Regions from separate parts of the Homo sapiens genome. Here region 1 is linked to region 2. The links are chromatin loops, found by intact Hi-C in ENCODE. Cell type or tissue: CD14-positive monocyte. All regions are shown on one strand. Each heading gives the region's core, and the rest is flanking DNA. Links, peaks and the distances in the headings are about the cores only.

What was found. Hi-C counts contacts between places; a loop is a spot of excess contacts. Peaks named below come from ENCODE experiments on the same cell type or tissue, not always from the same donor. Only the 100,000 strongest peaks of a DNase experiment are listed, where the experiment ranks them.
Region 1: it touches region 2 in a loop (4-fold over the local background); 19 of 110 quality-filtered maps call a loop at or near these places.

The regions. Positions count from the first base shown.
Region 1 is chr15:45,422,608-45,432,537 of GRCh38, forward strand. It overlaps COXFA4L3 (cytochrome c oxidase associated subunit FA4L3), which reads left to right and starts at 8,003. Exons shown (of 5, transcript NM_197955.3): 1 at 8,003-8,048; 2 at 8,163-8,225; 3 at 8,394-8,479; 4 at 9,465-9,525. The coding sequence starts at 8,190. RefSeq lists an enhancer at 1,994-2,493 and a silencer at 7,946-8,025. In CD14-positive monocyte, for the core only: CTCF peaks have their summits at 7,831 (motif pointing right) and 8,036; a DNase peak (open chromatin) is centred at 7,874; H3K4me3 peaks cover 720 bases; H3K27me3 peaks cover 2,214 bases.
Region 2 is chr15:45,609,102-45,620,352 of GRCh38, forward strand. It overlaps BLOC1S6 (biogenesis of lysosomal organelles complex 1 subunit 6), which reads left to right. Exons shown (of 5, transcript NM_012388.4): 5 at 1-607. Among named protein-coding and RNA genes, the nearest start is that of SQOR, 20 kb to the right of the region's middle. RefSeq lists an enhancer at 5,451-5,570. In CD14-positive monocyte, for the core only: CTCF peaks have their summits at 5,300 (motif pointing left) and 5,499; a DNase peak (open chromatin) is centred at 5,310.

The sequences.
Region 1 (9,930 bases), core at 4,868-9,867, 180 kb before region 2:
AGGACTACTGGGAATAATTAAAGAAAAAACGTGATTTGTAGGTATAAAATATTCAATTAAAATAACACACTGACCTTTGCTTTTGAGTAATATGAAAATACCTAGAAAACTTACTGGAATTCTTACTATACATTTTCTTTGTTGGTTATTAATCTTATTGAACAAGGCAGCCATCCTGCACCTGACAAACCCTGGCCTGAACCCCTTAACTCAGACATCTAGCTGTGGGCCCCTGTTCTTTTCCAGAAAGTTTCTAGTAGGCTGGTAATTTAGCAACCATGCTTGTTCAAGGCTGAGCTGATTTGAAGATGTCTTTTTAAGTTGTAATTAAAGTCAGTCCTCCTCATCTGTGGGTTCCACATGGGCAGATTCAGCCAACCATGTGGGTTGAAAATACTTGAAAAAACAAACAAAAACAATACAACAATAAAAAATAGGCCAGGCGTGATGTCTCACACCTATAATCCCAGCACTTTGGAAGGCCGAGGCGGGCAGATCACCTAAGGTCAGGAGTTCAAGACCAACCTGGTCACCATGGTAAAAACCCATCTCTACTAAAAATACAAAAAATTAGCTGGGGCATGGTGGTGTGGGTCTGTAATCCCATCTACTCTGGGACTCAGGTAGGCCCCAGAATTGCTTGAACCCAGGAGGCAGAGGTTGCAGTGAGCCAAAATCACACCACTGCACTCTAGCCTGGGCGACCAAGCAAGACTGTTTCAAATAAATAAATACAAATTTTAAAAAATCACAAATAAAATACAATAGTGTAACAATTACTTGCATAGCATTTATATTATACTAGGTATTATGAGTAATTTAGAGATTTTTTTAAAGTATAACCAGGAGGACGTGTGTAGGCAACCTGCATATACTATACCATTTTATATCAGGGACTTGAGTATTCGTGGATTTTGGTGTCTGAGAGGGGTCCTGGAACCGATTCCCTGCAGATATAGAGGGATGACTGTAACTTCTCAACAGAACATTGAAAGCTTCCTGAGCATAAAGACTATGTGTCTCTTCTCACTGAAATGCTCAATAGATGACAAAATGAGATCAAGAATTTCTTTGATCCTGTTCGAATCTGATTTTAGAATGGCTCTGGACAACTTCCAAAAGCTGTATTCTTGATCTGTGAGAAAATTAAAACACCAGCTTCTGAACACCTTCTTTCTGGTATACTGGGAAGTGTAAACAGTTTTCCCTATAAACTGAACTCAAACTGCTTTCTGGGCCACATTATTGCTTAAGGCTGACTAACCTTAAACAACATAGAACATCCCTGGAACCTCCAAAATTCAGCAAATCCAGTGCTATAAGCCTGGTCATAAGGCAGCCACTGAAGGATGAGGTCAGGATTAACACATCCATCATCAGGAACAGGGAGAAAGAATGTCAACAAAAAATATTTAATAATGAAATTTCTATTTTTCTCAGAAAAGCCTGAGCTGGACTGATTAAATTCCTGGCCAGGCATGGTGGCTCACGCCTGTAATCCCAGCACTTTGGGAGGCCGAGGCGGGTGGATCACCTCACCTGACTCAGGCTGGTCAGGAGTTTGAGACCACCCTGGCCAACATGGTGAAACCCCGTCTCTACTAAAAAAAAAAAAACAGTTGGGCGTAATGGCTCACGCCTGTAATCCTGGCAACTCGGGAGGCTGAGGCAAGAGGATTGCTTGAACCCGGGAGGCAGAGGTTTCAGTAAGCCAAGATCGCACCACTGTACTCCAGCCTGGGCGACAGATCGAGACTCCATCCTAAAAAAAAAAAAAAAAAAAAAAATCTAAATTCCTGGGGTATGAACCAAGCAGCCATGTCTCCATGCCCCTGCAAGCCTGAGTGGCAGTAGCTAGAGAAAGGCTCTACAAGTTGCTGGTAACTGGAGGTGGGTGGGGAAGACCCCCCAAGGGATTATGGGCTCCGGGGCAGCCACAGAGGGTGATGCTGGTGAGTGTCCTGAGTGGGCTGCTTTGGGGGCTGCCAGGGTCTGAAGGGCTGGGAGCTGTGCCTGTTTCTCATCCTGGTCACCCAGGCAGTACTGGCCTGGCGGTGCCTTCTGGGCACCCTGGCCAGTACACAGGGCTTGGGGGCAGGGAGGACCCTAATTTCATGTCTATCCTCTGGTTGCTGGTGGTGAGGCTATGAATTCCATTACATTTTGGAGTGGGAAGTGTTCTTATTGCTAAAGAACTGAATGACAAACTTCTTTTCTGGGGTCTTGCCTTCACAACCTCAGGCAAAAGGGCAGAAAATCTGAAGGTTCTTAAGTCACATACAGTTGACCCTTGAACAACACAAGTTTAAACTCCTTGGGTCCTCTTATAATTAATTATTTTTTAGATGGAGTCTCACTCTGTCGCCCGGGCTAGAGTGCAGTGGCACGATCTCGACTCACTGCAAACTCTGCCTCCCGGGTTCAAACGATTCTCCTGCCTCAGCCTCCTGAGTAGCTGGGATTACAGGCACCTGCCACCACACTCGGCTAATTTTTCTATTTTTAGTAGAGACGGGGTTTCACCATGTTGGCCAGGCCGGTCTCGAACTCCTGACCTCAGGTGATCAGCCTCTTGGCCTCCCAAAGTGCTGGGATTTGCTTGGGTCCACTTATATGTGAATTTTCTTCCACCTCTGCCACACTGAAGCAGTGAACCAACCCCTCCTCTTCTTCCTCCTTCTCAGCCTACTCAATTTGAAGAGATGGAGACCTTTCTGATGACTCACTTCTGCTTAATGAATAGAAATATATTTTCTCAGCCAGGCCCGGTGGCTCATGCCTGTAATCCCAGCTACTTGGGAAGCTGAGGCAGGAGAATCACTTGAACTTAGGAGGCGGAGGTTGTAGTGAGCTGACATCGTCCCACTGCACTCCAGCCCAGGCGACAGAGCAAGACTCCGTCTCAAAAAAAAAAAGTGATATTTTCTTTTTATGATTTTCTTCATTTTTATTTTCTCTTGCTTGCTTTATTGTAAGAACTTTACCTATATAAAAAGCAAAATATGTGTTAGTCAACTGTTTAGATTATCAGTAAGGCTTCTGGTCAACACTGGATTATTAGTAGTTAAATATTGGGGGAGTCAAAAGTTATATGCAGATTTCTGACTATGTGGAGAGCAGGGGTGTGTAAGTTCCCCTAATCCCCAAGTTGTTCAAGGGTCAACTGTACTTGTTTTGGTGACAGTTTTTTATTGTTAGTTTTTTAAGAAACAGGGTTTTGGGCCGGGCGCAGTGGCTCACGTCTATAATCCCAGCACTTTGGGAGGCCGAGGCAGGTGGATCACTTGAGGTCAGGAGTTTGAAACCAGCCTGGCCAACATGGTGAAACCCCGTCTTTACTAAAAGTACAAAAAAAAAATAGCCAGGTGTGGTGACACATGCCTGTTAGTCCCAGCTACTTGAGAGGCTGAGGCAGGAGAATGGCTTGAACCCGGGAGGTGGAGGTTGCCGTGAGCTGAGATCACCCCACTGCACTCCAGCCTGGACAACAGAGCAAGACTCCATCTCAAAAAAGAAAGAAAGAAAGAAAGAAACAGGGTTTTGCTCTGTTGCCCAGGCTGGAGTGCAGTGGCACAATCATAACTCACTGTAACCTCAAGCTCCTGTGCTCAAGCAATCCTCTCGCCTCAGCCTCCCAAGTAGCTAGGACTACAGGCCCACATCACCATACCCAGCTAATTATTAAAATTTTTTGTAGACTGGGTGCAGTGGCTCATGCCTGTAATCCCAGCACTTTGGGAGGCCGAGGTAGGTGGATCACCTGAGGTCAGGAGTTCGAAACCAGCCTGGCCAACATGGTAAAACCCTTTCTGTACTAAAAATACAAAAAATTAGTTGGGCATGATGGGCCTGTGATCCCAGCTACTCAGGAGGCTGAGGCAGGAGAATTGCTTGAACCTGGGAGGCGGAGGTTGCAGTGGGCTGAGATTGCACCATTGCACTCCAGCCTGGGCAACAAGAGTGAAACTCTGTCTCAAAAAAAAAAATAAAATTTGTAGAGTCTGGCTATGTTATCTAGGCTGGTCTCAAATTCCTGGCCTTGAGTGATCCTCCCACCTCTGCCTCCGAAAGTGCTGGAATTGCAGGCCTGAGCCACGGCACCTGGCCAACAGAATTTATTGAGTAAATAATTCAAAATTGCTGCATTTGCCGTAATATTATTAATTGTAAAATATAAATGAGTCACCCAAAGCACAGTGTTATAATTCTTGAATCAGGGAAAGACCAAACTACATATTGACTTTGATATCTCAAAAGCTTGATATACCCAGGCATTATGAAAAGGAAGAAAAGTGTGGCTTTCTGGGTTTAATTTTTATTGCTGCAAATAGGAATAAGATCTTAAAGGTTATATGGGCAAATTATATCTGTAACTAACTACGTATAATTTGTGAATTTTAAAAATGTTTTATTTTAAACATTTCCAAACATACATAAAAGGAAGAGTACAACAAACCCACACATACCTATCACCTACGTTAAATAATTATTATTTTGTAAAATATTCCTAATTTGTTTTTTAGTTGAAGTGTTTTTGTTTCTGTTTTTTTTTTGAGATGGAGTTTTGCTCTTGTTGCCCACGCTGGAGTGCGATGGCGCTATCTTGACTCACTGCAAACTCCACCTCCCAGGTTTAAGTGGTTCTCCTTCCTCAGCCCCCGGAGTAGCTGGGATTACGCAATTACAGGCGCCCACCACCACACCTGGCTAATTTTCGGTATTTTTTAGTAGAGATGTTGGCCAGGCTGGTCTCGAACTCCTGACCTTACGTGATCCACCCACCTTGGCCTCCCAAAGTTCTGGGATTACAGGCGTGAGCCACCGCACCTGGCCTAGTTGAAATATTTTAAAGTAAATCCCAGACATCATAATATTTCTCCCTTAAATATTTCCACATACAAGCTCTGAAAAAGGGAGAGGCCATTTAAAAAATATAATCGCCGGCCAGGCGCGGTGGCTCACACCTGTAATCCCAGCACTTTGGGAGGCCAAGGCGGGCTGATCACGAGGTCAAGAGATTGAGACCATCCTGGCCAACACGGTGAAACCCCCTCTCTACTAAAAATACAAAAATTAGCTGGGCATGGTGGCGGGCGCCCATGGTCTCAGCTACTCGGGAAGCTGAGGCAGGAGAATTGTTTGAACCTGGGAGGCAGAGGTTGCAGTGAGCCGAGATATATATATATTGCAGTTATTGCAGTTATATATATATTGCAGTTATATATATATATAAACTGCAATACTATTATCACACCTAAGAAACTTAACAATATCCCTTTAATATCATCTAATGTCTGGATCCTATTTAAGTTTCCCACTTGCCCCCAAAATGTCTTTTTACAGTTGATTTGTCTTTTTGTATATTCAAATAAATACCCCACCTTTGGTAAGTTTTCTCAGACCCCCTTAGTTAGAATTAATCACCTGTCTTGGCAACAGATCATGCCTTGCATTAGAGTTATTTAGAGTTACTAAATTGCAAGCACCTTGAAGTAAGTGATTTGTGTCTTACTACTCTTTTTAATTCTGCTATGCCCCCATCCTCAGAATAATGCCTAGACTACTAAAAAACTGCATTACATTTTGAAAAGAAATGATACTGGCAAAGCACGGCTCTGTGTTTAAGGTCATTAATAGGCAATGGCTACACATTTTTAATTTCAATTTTGGGCTCATGAAATACTAATGTAAAATTTATTTCTTCTTCTTCTCTCTCTCTTCGTCCTGTTTCTCTTTCTCTCTCCCTCCCTTCCTTCCATCCTAGAAAAACTTCTGTTTCTTAATAACATGAGGTTTTTTTGTAGAATCTTCTGACAGAAGTAGCCTTAGAAGTCTTTCATTAAAAGGCTTCTCTGATTCTAGGTAATACAAACCAAGGAGAATTAATGTTGAATTTTCTTTGAAGTATATAACGTAGATCCATCCAATTAGCAAATGTCTCTAGTTACAGTTCTGGGGTTAAACAGTAAGAACGCTTGCCAGAGTAAGGGAGTGGGAAACTACATTTATGATCAGCCTTACATAAAACAAATCTTTGAGGCTGGGCGTGGTGGTTCACACCCATAATCCCAGCACTTTAGGAGGCTGAGGGGGGCGGATCACCTGAGGTCAGGAGTTCAAAACTAGCCTGGCCAACGTTGCAAAACCTGTCTCTACTAAAAATACAAAAATTAGCGGGGCGTGGTGGCACATGCCTGTATTCCCAGATGCCCAGGAGACTGAGGCATGAGAGTCGCTTTAGCCCATGAAGCAGAGGTTGCAGTGAGCCGAGATCACACCACTGCACTCCAGCCAGGGTGACAGAGCGAGACTCTGGCTCAAAAAACAAAACAAACAAAAAACCAAATCTTTGCATATAGTAACTATTTGTTGAGTGCCTACTACAAGCAGGACAGAATGCTTTACATATATTCTAACATTTTTTCCAACTCTCTCCCCTGCCAGGTTTGCCCCCATTTTGCAGATATATAAACTGAAACTCATGAAGGTTAAGTAGTTTACTTAAAGTCAGCTATTAATAATAAGTATAGCAGGGGCAGGCTCTGAACTCAGGTCCATTTGACTACAAAACCCAGGTTTAGAATGAAAATGGGGTTGAAACACAGCAGGGTCTAGCCAATTTCAGGGAACGTTAAGATGTTGCCTTTTAACTTTAACTTACAGCTTGAACTTCAAACTGTTTGTTTTAAAATAACTGGTCCTTTACTTATTGCAGTATTTAACAGAGGGGTGCAGACAGAACCATGGTGTTGGGCACCAGACAGACCTGCGTTCTGATGGCATCGCCGCCACTTACCAGTGACGTGACCAGAGCCTCTCTGAGTCTTAATAAGACTTTGCACCCACCTTGCCGAGGGGAATCTGGCTCAGTGTCTGGCACACACACAGCCCCTGGCTCTGTGAAATTGTTACCATTGCAGCCGCCTGCAAACTGCAAAGTGAGGTTGCTGGCTTAGAGGAGAGTTAGGAGGGAACCCAAAGACTAAACCAGCCGGCAGGGTCGTTTGCAGAAAGACCTTCTCCTGACAGCCTCCCCAGCTTATTCTTTTGTTTGTTCTCCCTCGACCTCGGGTTTTTGTTTTATTGTGTTTATTTGTTTGTTTTTGTTTTTTTGGGTTTTTTTTTTAGCAGAAAAAGTCAGGACGCCCTGGGAGTTATTCTGAAATAAACTTTACAATTTAATTTTAATGATCTCCATAGGTGCACAGACCACATTTTGGAGCTTTTAATGTGATTGGATTAATTCTAATTTACCCGCCTGCACCTGGGAGCCTCTCCTGGGACCCTCCGGTCTGCAGCTCATTTTTCCGGACCCCCTTTTATTGTTTATTTGCTTATTTAAATATTTTGTTTTATTCTATTTTATTTAAAACAGGGTCTCGCTCTGTTGCCCAGGCTGGAATACAGTGGTGTAATCTTGGCTCACTGCGACCTCAAAGGCCTGGACTCAAGCGATTCTCCTGCCTCGCCCTCCTCAGTAGCTGGGACTGCAGGCATGCAGCACCACGCCCGCTAATTTTTTTTAGTAGAGACGTGGTTTCGTCACGTTGGCCAGGCTGGACTCGAGTGATCCTCCTGCCTCAGCCTCCCAAAGTGTTGGGATTACAGTCCTAAGCCACCGCGCCAGGCCCGGATACCCTTTTAGAAGGGTTGGCTTTCCCTCAGGCCTCGGCTATCTGCGCTCCCCTCTTAGGGGGTTCCACCTCCTACTCCCCAAACCTCCAAACTCCTCACAAGCACCTAGGGGGGCCAAGAGCGACCGGGGTCGGCAGGTAAGGAAGACCGCGGCGAGCGGCAGGGGGCGCCAGCGCCCGCGTTCGGGCGCTTCACGTCAGCCGCAGAATGTCCTGCAGGGGGCGCCCGGGAGTCGCGTGCCCAACGGGGAAAGCGAGTCAGGTCCCTCGCGCTCCCCGCCCCACGCGCGTGACCAGAGCGCGCTGGCCCGGCCCACCCGGGGCGGTTGTGGTCGCTATATATAAGGTGGGGAGGCCGCCGGCCCGTTCGGTTCCGGGCGTTACCATCGTCCGTGCGCACCGCCCGGCGTCCAGGTGAGTCTCCCATCTGCAGAGACGCGGACGCGCCGGCCCGCAGTTGGCCTGCGGAGCGCGGTGGACGGTTTGGCGCCCACCAGGCGATCAATACTTTGGATTTTTAATTTCTAGATTTGGCAATTCTTCGCTGAAGTCATCATGAGCTTTTTCCAACTCCTGATGAAAAGGAAGGAAGTAAGTTTTAAAAACAATTGAAAATCTTGACTAAAGTTTTCATTTTTAAAGATGAAAAGATGGCACAGATTTTGAACAAAGTATAAAATAAATACAGTTGTTTTGCTGTGTTTCAAATGTTTCATATTGAAGTGTCCAAATGTGTCCCCTCCACCTGTTATTTGTTAGCTCATTCCCTTGGTGGTGTTCATGACTGTGGCGGCGGGTGGAGCCTCATCTTTCGCTGTGTATTCTCTTTGGAAAACCGATGTGATGTAAGTAGGTCTCAATTTATAAAAACGTTTTTGGCAGTGTTTGGATGACTTTTAGTTTATGAAATGTATAAGTTTCCTATTTTTTTCCCATGGATGAGAATGCCAAATTGTGAACTGGGAGTCAGGGTTAAAAAGCATCTTTTATCAGAAAACTCTTATGATATTGTCTACCAATGGGTCAGAAAATGAAAATTAGAAAAAAAAAAGAAAAAATTTAAAAAAACCCATGATATTAATCAAATTAGTTTATTTCTTGTGTTTATTCTTTTACCCATTGGCCCTTCTCCACTCTCTGGCAGTGAAGTAAAGCTTGTTTTTTTTTTTTTAAGTTTTGAAATTTAAAGTTCTTCAGTGGTTTTGGGAGATATATATCATGAAACAATCATTTTAATTAAAATTTTAAATTTTAGCTTATTAGATTTTTACTAATGTGGTAGAATTGATAGATTCAGTTGTCTACGATGAACCTAATCTCAACTTTGGGTAGAAGAAAGTAAAAAACAAAAACATGTATCCTGGAATATGAGGAAAAGATAAACTTGAAACTGTTGGAGGCTGGTGCAGGGCTGGAGAGGGCAGTCCTCTAACCGCTGGCAGAGGAGCCTAGAGCCCTGGAGTTCACCACCTGCAGAGTTCAACCTGCCCCTCCCACAGACTGAGATAAGAACATTATTGCATGTCCTTGGCTTGGCAGTTTCACTCCCATGGTTATTTGGTTTGTGGGATCCTTCCCCAATGCAGCCCAATCAAGAGAATACAGACCTCCTACCCTTTAGGGGAACTGATGTTTAATGTTTGAGCCACACCATGAAACTCCCTTAGAGAATTTTCAATCAATTTTAGTTGCTACTGATGGTTCCTGATCATTAGCAGACACATGCCTTAGTATGAGACTGGTTTTGTCCCTAACATGTTTATAAACCCAGTATCAGTGTTGGTTTAAATTCACATCTTTTAATGTTTAATTGGCTTTCTTTAATTTTAGCCTTGATCGAAAAAAAAATCCAGAACCTTGGGAAACTGTGGACCCTACTGTACCTCAAAAGGTATTGTTAAATTAAAAACAAATGATTTATATTTTGCCCAAACCTTAGCACCTTTGTGAGCAAAATAGATTTAGTACCTTACCCTTATTGTGTAACTTAGATCAATTGTGCCTTCATCGAGTAATTAAAATGAGGAAATTTTAAGAGCCTACTCTATGCCAGGAGCATTGTCCATCCACTCATGAGAAGCATATACACTTTTGGAACTATGGCTCACATAATACCTGGCAAACTTAAAAATCTGGATACCGGCCAGGCACGGTGTCTCACACCTGTAATGCCAACACTTTGGGAGGCCGAGGCGGGTGGATCACTTGAAGTCAGGAGTTCGAGACCAGCTTGGCCAACATGGTGAAATTCCATCTTTACTAAAAATACAAAAATTAGCTGGGTGTAGTAGAACGC
Region 2 (11,251 bases), core at 3,163-8,162:
AACCAGAAGTACTGTTATTTTGGTGATTAAAATCCAAAACTTTAGCTGTATTTCAGTAACAAAAACATACCTTACTAGACTGTGATGGCTCACACCTGTAATCCCAGTGCTTTGGGAGGCTGAGGTGGGAAGATTCTTTGAGCCCAGGAGTTCAAGGCTGCAGTGAATTCTGATCGCACCACTGAACTCCAGCCCGTATGACAGAGTGAGACCCTGTTTCTAAAAACAAAACAAACAAACAAACAAACAACGTATCTTACTGACTAAACTGGAATGGAAATCTTATAATTAGTGTTGTATTTTTCTGCAAAATAGTGAATTGGTACTTGGGAGACTTCTGTTCTTTGTTGAAAAAAATTGCCTTTGTTTTGAAATTATATCACCTGTGTTCTGAACTAAAATGATGGGAGTTCATTTTGTATTTACTTTGCAGTAAGTATCATGTAAATATGCAAATGTTGAATGTAATATAGATTGTGTCCTCATTGAGTTTTTGGGTGATACAGTTTATAAATATAACAATTATACACCCTCATACATTCGTCTGATTTTGAGCTTGTAAGATGAGAACTGCTTTTTACACATTTAATAAAAAAAGGTCTCTGAATTATCTGATGTCATTTATCAAGCATCCTTCTGTGCACAGCGCTATATACTCCCCTTCATGTACATTATTTCAAACATTCTACTCTCTTCTCTTCTCACCTGTTATCTTTCTCTTAATGTTCTCCATCTATTGTGTCACAAAATTATGGGTCCACTCTTGAAATTTCTTTTAGAAAGGTGATAGAAAGTCCAGGCACGGTGGCTCATGCCTGTAATCCCAGCACTTTGGAAGGCCAAGGTGGGTGGATCACTTGAGGCCAGGAGTTCGAGACCAGCCCGGCCAACATGGCAAACGCTGTCTCTACAAAAAATACAAAAATTAGCCGGGTATTGTGGTGCATGCCTGTAATCCCAGCTACTACTCAGGAGGCTGAGGCAGGAGAATCACTTGAACTGGGAGGCAGAGGTTGCAGTGAGCCGAGGTCACACCACTGCACTCCAGCCTGGGCGACAGAGTGAGACCCTGTCTCAAAAAAAAAAAAAAAAAAAAAAAAAAAGGGATAGAGGCCAGGCATGGTGGCTCATGCCTGTAATCCTAACACTTTGGGAGGCCGAGGCGGTTGGATCAGTTGAGGTCAGGAGCTCAAGACCAGCCTGCAGCCTGGCCAACATGGTGAAACCCTGTCTCTACTAAACATACAAAAATGAGCAGGGTGTGGTGGTGTGCTTGCACTCCAGCCTGGGCGACAGAGCGAGAGCGAGACTCCATCTCAAAAAAAAAAAAAATTAAATAAATAAATAAATAAATATGATAGTGTGAAAAGATTCTAGTCAAACCAATTTCATAAAGTTTTTCACTTTTCTTTGAGAACAAAAATAATACCCACTGTTAGTAGTTTGGTAGAAAGTGCTTCAAAAGGATCCCTGCATGTACGACTTACAAAAAATGAAAATTTCCAACTGATAGTATATTTTAGGTCAGATTTTTAAGTTTTTTTTTTAAGGCTATTTTATTAAAAAAAAAAAAGTGGGCTCTGCGAACAGGGTTAGTCCATTCAGGCCTTCAATCCTGGTGGTGATTTTGTCCTTTTCAATGATGTGGACAATAACTCCCATGTCTGACACTGCATCCTGGTCCGCAGCATCCAGCATGGCTTGAGAGATGCTTTTTTTTTTTTTTTTTGAGACGGAGTCTCGCTTTGTCTCCCAGGCTGGAGTCCAGTGGCGCGATCTCGGCTCACTGCAAGCTCCACCTCCCGGGTTCACGCCATTCTCCTGCCTCAGCCTCCCTAGTAGCAGGGACTACAGGCACCCACCACCATGCCTCGCTAATTTTTTGTATTTTTAGTAGAGACGGGTTTCACCGTGTTAGCCAGGATGGTCTTGATCTCCTGACCTTTTGATCTGCCTGCCTCGGCCTCCCAAAGTGCTGGGGTTACAAGTTTATTCCTACTGTTTTACCTCAGTTTGTATGTATGAGGTCAGATTCCATTTAGTCTTCAGGTTAGCATTTGAGTGAGACTAGGTTTATTTTCAAAACCTGTAGGAGAATGAAGTGAGTAGTCAAGAGAGACAGTTCTAATGACTGCAATTTGAAAAGCACTTAAAGCAAAAATTCCAAAGAAACACACTGTAAAAGAAGGGCAATCAAAGAGAAGGTGGGTAAAATTTGGGATGGGATGGGGGTGGTGATTGAGAAAGAGAAAAGAACAGGCCTAGACCAACGTGGAAGGTCAAGGTAATTTATGCTTCATGTACGTACCCTGAATAAGGGAGGCTTATTCTGTAAAGAATAAACAATCCACCTATTTTTCTGTAAAGAATAAACAGAATCCACCTGTTTTTGGTTAAAAGTAACAAAAAGTCGCCCCCTACTGTCACTTTATTGTAAACGGAGGAAAAGTTTGTAGCTGTTCATTCTGGTTTAGACCATAAATATATTCCTAATGAGCTCTAGGAAGCCTGCAATGTTCAAATCCTGATAAGGATGGGCTGAAAATCACTCTGAGAATGATTTTCACTCTTATTTTTAGGCCTGACTTTTATTAGTCCATTAGAAGAGAGAGTTAAAAAGTACAAGGGAATACAGGCCTGGCGCGGTGGCTCATGCCTATAATCCCAGCACTTTGGGAGGCCGAGGCAGGTGGATCAGAAGGTCAGGAGTTCGAGACCAGCCTGGCCAACATGGTGAAACCCCGTCTCTACTAAAGATACAAAAAAGTGGCCAGGTGTGGTAGGGCGTGCCTGTAATCCCAGCTACTTGGGAGGCTGAGGCAGGAGAATCGCTTGAACCTGGGAGGCGGAGGTTGCAGTGAGCCAAGATCGCCCCATTGCACTCCAGCCTGGGTGACAGGGTGAGACTCCGTCTCAAAAAAAAAGACGAGGGAATACTAAGAAACAAAAATATGTCTATAAACCTGAAGGTTCCTAGGCTCCCCTTTGATTATAACATTTAAAATTTTAAAGCACATAGGGCCTTAGTAATATAGTGTTTAGGATTATGAACTCAAGTCAGATTGAAACCGGGCATGATGACTCACACCTATAATCCCAGCACTTTTGGAAGCTGAAGCAGGAGGATCACTTGAGCTCAGGAGTTCGAGACCAGCCTGGGCAACATAGTGAGACCCCCCCCCCCATCTCTGCCAAAAAAAAAAAAAGAAGAAAAGAAAAAATTAGACAGGTGTGGTGGCACATGCCTGTAGTTCCAGTTACTTGGGAGGCTGAGGTGGGTGGATCACTTGAACCCAGGAGGTCAAGGCAGTGAGCCATGATCCCACCACTGCACTCCAGCCTGGTGATAGAACATGACCCTGTCCCTAAATAAATAAATAAATAAAGTCAGACTGCTTTGGTTCATGTTCCTGCTTGATTTGGGGCATTAGACAAATTGCTTAAATTCTGTGTTCCTAAGTTTCTAAAATCGTGAAGTTAGGATTCTAAGAGCTTGTAACTTGATAAGGATGTAAAGTTTCATGATATCTATATAAAAGCCCTTATTAACAAAATAGTAAGAGCTCAAATGTTGGATATTATATCTTAGTACCTCGAAGTCACATATCTACATGGGGGACTACTTATTTTGCCACCTTTTGCACATCTATTTTTGCTCATCGGGTTTCCACTGCCTCTAATGTCTGCCTGTTGGAGACCTGTTTATTCTTTGCAAGTCAAATGGCACCTCTTTACAGTTTTTCTCACTGCCACCCAAAGAATTTATTTTTCTGTGTTCCCACAGTATTTTCATAATACATTGTCTTAACACAGTATTAGTTATGTGTTCATGTGTTTTTCAGATGCGTTCTGGGTATATGACTGAAGTGAGTCATAGGAAGCAGTGAACTGCTGCTGCCTGGAACCTCCCCCTACCCCATTCCCTGCAGTCCCACCCTCTGCCCAGCATGCTTAGGAACATTCATTGTAGGGAACCCAAACAATCCCTGTAAGTAGGAATTAAAGAGATAGAAGGTAACTAGAGTAAATAGATTAAGAAAGCAACCAGATGGCTTAACATGTCATCAGAGACTTTCTGTGCACTTTCATTTTCATGGTATGAAAGGTTAGGTGTATATTGCAAGTTCTGAGATGTACCTTGTCTTGCTGCTGCCCAAGACTGCCTTCTATGTAAGTTCCCCCTGAATAAATTTTTGGCTACCTACCAACCTGGAGTGGTCTACCTCTTCCTTTGGTCTGAGCTTGCCCTCCACTTATGGAGGCAATTATTGGTTCCAGTAGGGAGTTTTCCTAACATGAGATCAAAGATATTTCTTTCCTTTTCTTTTTTTTTTTGCCGGAGTCTTGCTCTGTTGCCAGGCTGGAGTGCAGTGGCTCGATCTCGGCTCACTGCAACCTCTGCCTCCCGGGTTCAAGCGATTCTCCTGCCTCAGCCTCCCAAGTAGCTGGGATTACAGGTGCGCGGCCCAAGATATTTCTTAATTATCTTTGTATTCCATGGTGCGGTGCCTGGTCTATAGCTTATTGTGAGGGCTGGCAAGTCTGAAATTTGTAGGGCAGGCCAACAGCTGAAAACCCAGGGAGGAGTCGATGTTGTAGTTTGAGTCCAAAGGCGGTCTGGAGGCAGAATTTCCTCTTCCCTGGGGATCTCAGTCTTTTTCTCTTAAAGCCTTCAACTGCTTGGATGAGGCCCCCACTATTATGGAGGACAATCTCCTTTAAGTCTACTGAATTAAATTTAATCTCATTTAAAAATACTTTCACAGCAACGTCTAGACTGGTGGTTGGCCAGATACTGGGCACCATGGCCTACCCAAATTCCCACATAAAATTAACATTCATAGTTGGTTTTCAGTATGTATTTTGGGCTTGAATTGAATCTTGTAGGAAAGAGATATACATATATTTTTAAAAGTTATAACGAAAAACTGGATTACATAAATGACAAATAAAGAATGTTACAATTAAAAAATTGAATTTCTGCAATTCAGACATGGCTAAGGAGCTTGTAATCCTTGGATAATACAAGCCACTGCTTCCATGCCTAATTATGTATTTAATTATACTAAAAAATAATGATAACAGGTCCTGAGATTTTAGAAATCAAATGAGCTCAGAGATAATGAGTGAACTGGAGGATAAAAAAATAGATGCCATGTCTATTTAGATTTATATATTCTCCATCAACTAGGGGCTGCTCAGTTCTCTTAAAAATAGCTTCAGGAAAGAGGTGGGCCAATTGAGAGCAGGCTCAACAGATAATCTGGCTCTCAGACTTTTTAACAGTACAAGGCACAAAAGGGATAATGCTGCCATCTTGTGGTATTGTTCTCCCAGTTCTACAAATTCTAGTATTGTCTCAATTGGTCTGATGAAGTTTGGCCGGCCTAGGCCTTTTTTCTTTTTTGAGATAGTCTTGCTCTGTTGCTCACACTAGAGTGCAGTGGCGCGATCTCGGCTCACTGCAACCTCTTTCTCCGGGTTCAAGCGACTCTTGTGCCTCAGCCTCCAAAGCAGCTGGGACTACAGGCACCCACCACCACCCCTGGCTAATTTTTTGTATTTTCAGTAGAGATGGGGTTTTGCCACGTTGGCCAGGCTGGTCTCGAACTCCTGGCCTCGGCCTCCCAAAGTGCTGGCATTACAGGTGGGAGCCACTGCTCCTGGCTGGCCTAAGCCTTTTTAACTATAACTTTTTAGGCAAATTAGGATTTTCTGTATGGTCTGACCTTTGTTTAAACAGTGAGATGCTTGAAAGCAATCTATCTGAAACATTTTATAGGATTTAAGATATTTTCTAACTTCTTGAGTCTCCCAGTTTGATGTTAGGCTTGAGGTTTTGATCAATTAATGATCAATTCATCTGTCATCTATTAACAGCCATGCTCAGAATCGTCATTTAAGAAAAACATTCCAGTCCAAAGATCTTGCTGGGATCTTTGGGATCCCATGTGTTTCCATGCTTTTATTCATCTGAGCCTACAATGTCAGGCCTTAACTGATTGGATATGGGGTGGACACCTGGCCCAAGAGTAGCCAACCCACGGGCTAGTCAGTGATGAATTGGCCTGGCAGGAGAAACTCTGCCTAGATGGAGACTGCAGGGAATCTCAATGGCTTAGTCAATTACCATCTGGGGAATATGCACTAGAATAGTCAGAGTCAACCCTTTAGTAATTAAATAAGTGAGAGGGCACACAGATACTGACAGAGTAGATGAGTATTAAGTGGAGATGAGTAGGAGGTTGATGAACTTCTGCTTCTGAAAGGGGACAAAGTAATCAGCTCCCTCAAAATGCCTTGGATCCTGAGCCAATTTGCCTGTATGGGCTCTGTGAGACTTGGGCGCTAGACTTTTCTTGGGTTCTAGGCTAAGGTTCTTGTTTTCCACATTTTCACAAACATTTTTACCATACCGCCCTCCTGTGCCTAACAGATCTCTGTTTATTGCAACTATAAGCATATCACTGTCTTGTAGGTTATTCTAGTAAGTTATATTTTTCAAAATGTTTTAATGTACATTATTTAATTTAATAATAAGGATCCTACTTAGGAGTTTATGTATTTTCCATGTCTGCTAATCCAGGAATTCAAGGACGAAGATATCAATGACCAGCACAGAGATGTAATCTTCCTCTCGGCCACACACCTGGGTGTTTCCCTTATTTTTTTGCTGCGTGTTTCCTTCATGTCGTCCAATTTCTTTTCTTATTCTCATATTTGGCTAGATTTTTAATACCAGATCTATGTCAGCTCCTTCTCAAACCTAAAATTCAGAGCCCCAGCTCTGTTGAGCGTGTATTATATTTCAGTTGCTTTATACATGTTATCTCATAACAGCAACCTTAGGAGGTAACTATTGTTATTACCATTTTACAGGTGAGGAAGCTGAGACGCATTGGGTCTGATAACTGCCCAGGATCACACAGGTGTAGGTGGTGGGGCTGGGATTTGATTTTTGGAAAAAGGTGAATTTTCTTAAGTTGGAGACCCTAGGAGTAGGGATAGAAATTGACCTTAGGAGTTTTACTTTAAATATCTTGATAAAACTATATCCATAATGGGGAATTATGGGGCTACACCAATCTATCTGCTATTTTTCTTTATCCAGTCTGATGATATTGGAAGAACAAAAGTGAAGAAGGCATGAGTTTCTCTGTAAGGAGAGAGCCTAGTGGTGAGGATACACAGAACTGTTATTTTCCTGCAAGGTTGCTTTAATTCTAGACAGCCGGTAAAACTCCACACCTCTAGGGATAGAAATGAGCAACAGTGAGACTAGAACTGGGTGAGATTTGGCTCAGGAGCGTCTCCTTGAGATAACAATGATGCTGATAGAAGGAAGACAAAGCTGCTAGGAGAAATTAACAACTGCGGGATGGTTAGGACATTCCCGTTAAGGCAGGGCTGTTTTGAGACATTTCATCCCCACCACCATCTGGAGAAATCTATCCTTGATTCTGCCTTCCTGGGCCTGCATTTCTGGGTCTGTAGCCTACCACTCAGCTCCATCTATTTTGCACCTTCATAGCTTTGAAGAAAGAGCATAGCTAGTACTAGAAGCGAAATTTTTATCACTGGAGAAAGTTAGTTTCCCTTAGGGATAAATGTACAGACAGGAGGTGATCCCTAAGACTCTTACTGGCATTAACGTACTGTGACATCAATGGCTCTTGCTGCAATTGCAGCTTCCAGGCAAATGCACTCATTGCAGGTGGGTTGTTTTTGGCCTTTAACCACCTCACAGCCTAGGCCTCAAGTGAGGAATCCTAAGATCTGTCAATTCACCCTCTCAGAATGGAGGAACAGGGAATAGACTGCTTCTGAGTCAGGGCAAGTACTTCTTTCCTGTTTGGATTGCAAGTATAATAGCAAGGAGAGAGGAGGTGAGGCACACACGAATCACTTTGTCCCTATGCAGTCTGCCTGGGAGCCGTCTTATTCTACTGACTCAAAAGACACTCCTGAAAGCAGTGCCATCCTGAGCAGCAGCTTGTATTACTTTACAAGTCAGACCTGTTATTAAAGACGCAGACTGGCATTTAAATCAGGCTGTGTCACACCCATCCTGGTCTTTGTTCTGGCTCCTATGGTGGCCAGGAGAATGTGCCTCACACACCTCCAGCCACAGGGAACAAAATGGCCTAAGGGCTCCATTGCTGTACTGAGACCTATCTGCATTTGCACCCAGGCATGCTTCCTATACAGGCTGCTCCTAGCAAATAGTTAAGGCCGGCAGGGATACTAAGACAGGTCTATTCCTGGAAGACATGGGACTTCTCTGACTTTGATTCAAGGACTCCCTGTTAGCCTTGCTGAAGCTCTGCTTGGTAGTTTAATGCTTCTCCCCAACCCTCCTTTACTTCTTCACTCAGGCAGATAGTACAGATAAGAACAAAGAGGCTGAAGGAAGTGGACGTGTTTGAAGGACTATATTATATAAGGCCGGGCCAGGCGCAGCGGCTTACACCTATAATCCCAGCACTTTGAGAGTCTGCGGCTGGTGGACTGCTTGAGCTCAGGAGTTCGAGACCAGCCTGGGCAACACGGTGAATCCCCATCTCTATTTTTGTAATAAGGTATTATATTTATTTTAAAATCGAAAATATAGGCCGGGAGCGGTGGCCCACGCCTGTAATCCCAGCACTTTGGGAGGCTCAGGCGGGTGGATCATGAGCTCAGGAGATCGAGACCATCCTGGCTAACACGGTGAAACCCCGTCTCTACTAAAAAAAAAAAAAAAAAATTAGCCGAGCGGGGTGGTGGGCGCCTGTAGTCCCAGCTACTCGGGAGGCTGAGGCAGGAGAATGGTGTGAACCTGGGAGGCGGAGCTTGCAGTGAGCTGAGATCACGCCACTGCACTCCAGCCTAGGTGACAGAGCGAGACTCCATCTCAAAAAAAAATATATATATATATATATTTAATTAAATATATATTTAAATGTATAATATATTTAATTTAATGTTTAAATATATAATATATTTAATTTAATATATATATAAAATTTAATATTGACCATCAGCGCGGCGTGCAGAACTTCTTAGTGATGGTAACCTTCTCATCAGTGCATTTCGATGGCTGGGAGAGTGGTGTATCTTGTGTGCCTTCTCATAGGACATATTCTCTGGTGGGTCTTTTGGCCATATATATATATTTAATATATATAATATATATATTAAATATATATTATATATATTAAATATATAAAAATATATATATTTTATTAAATATATATATTTTATTAAATATATATATTTATATATATTTATATATATTATATAATATATATTTATATATTTATATATATTTATATATTTATATATATTATATAATATATTATATTAAATATATATTATATATTTTATATTATATATTTAATATATATTAATATATTAATACAAATTATATTATAATAATTGTATATTATTTATATATAATTAATATATATTGAAATATATAAATATATAATAAATATATAATTAAATATATATTAATTATATTAATATATAATATATATTTAATATTTATAATATATAATATATAATATATTTTAATATATAGAATATATAATATATATTAAATATATAGAATATATAATATATATTAAATATATAGAATATATAATATATATTAAATATATAGAATATATATTAAATATATATTCTATATATTTAATATATATTCTATATATTAAATATATATATATGGCCAAAAGACCCACCAGAGAATATGTCCTATGAGAAGGCACACAAGATACACTATTCTCCCAGCCATCGAAATGCACTGATGAGAAGGGCACCATCACTAAGAAGTTCTGCAGGCCGTGCTGATGGTAGGAGTGGCGGTTACAATCTGAGCTTGTCAGCATCTGTGGGCATGATGGGGGCCAGGAGGTGGCACTTAACTGCCAGGAGCCAGGAGGCTTTAATTGCCTTACCCACCAAAAGGCAGGGTTTGAGTGACAATCACTGGGCTTTACCAGCAGGGGGTTGTGGACATGGTTAATGGAGCGTAGTGTCTATTTTGCACTTAGAAGCAAAACAGGCAGGCAGTCAACAAGGATGCTTTTAGCATCTATAACGGGATCAACAAACTGTTCAGGTAAAGGGCTAAATATTTTAGACTTTGCAAGTCATACACTCTTTGTGGCAACTGCTCAGCTCAGCTGTTGTAGCACAAAAGCAACCATAGACGATATGTAAGCAAACGAGTGTCCCGTGTTTTAACAAACCTTTGTTTATGAAAAATAGATGATTGACTAGATCAGGCCATCAATGGCTCCTGGGCCATCATATACTGATCCCTGATCTATTTATTTTTTTAAAGCAAATTGGAGGAGCAAGAGGCTGAGGGCAGTAATTTCAATAAAAATCCGGCTCCCTTGCCCAGTTCCCAGACTTAAGTTAATTTTTAGATCTGGATACATGGACTGGAGAGGTGGTTGAAGGAAGAACCGTGCAACATGATGGCAAACATATACTGTGATGATTCCCCTAGTCTCCTCAAAGGGACCTATGGCCATTTTCTTGGGTGACTATACACTGAAGGGGGAATAATCAGACATTTATAAAGTAATTGGACAGGCCAGGCGCAGTGGGTCATGCCTGTAATCCCAGCACTTTGGGAGGCTGAGGCTGGATCACTTGAGGTCAGGAGTTTGAGACCAGCCTGGCCAATATGGTGAAACCCTGTCTCTACTAAAAATACAAAAATTAGCTGGGCGTGGTGGTGGGCGCCTGTAATCCTGGCTACTTGGGAGGCTGAGGCAGGAGAATCGCTTGAACACAGGAGGCGGAGGTTGCAGCGAGCCGAGATCGTGCTGCTGCACTCCAGCCTGGGCGACAGAGCAAGACTCCCTCCCGCTAAAAAAAAAAAAAAAAACTATTGGACAAAGGGTCTGAGTTGCACTGATACTGAGAGACCCAAAGAAGCATCATAGCCCTGCTGTTAGAGCAGAGTTTAGGAGGACCAACTAAAAAATGGGGTGCTAGATAAAGCCCAGTTTACAATGGGCCCAGGAGGCCTGCAGATCCATTCAGTGGTCACACTACATCTTTTCCCACCACTCACACCTCCAACACCATGGGGGTCTGCTGGCAGAGCTGACTGCACTATGGCTTGGACCTGCTGCAGCACCCTTTCTCGTTCTAGCCCCACTCAAGCCAGAAGCTTTCTGTGTCACCCAGTACATGGGCCAGAAATATATCCCCCAGGGGTGGAATATGTTGTCTCAAGAACACAAAAAGGCCT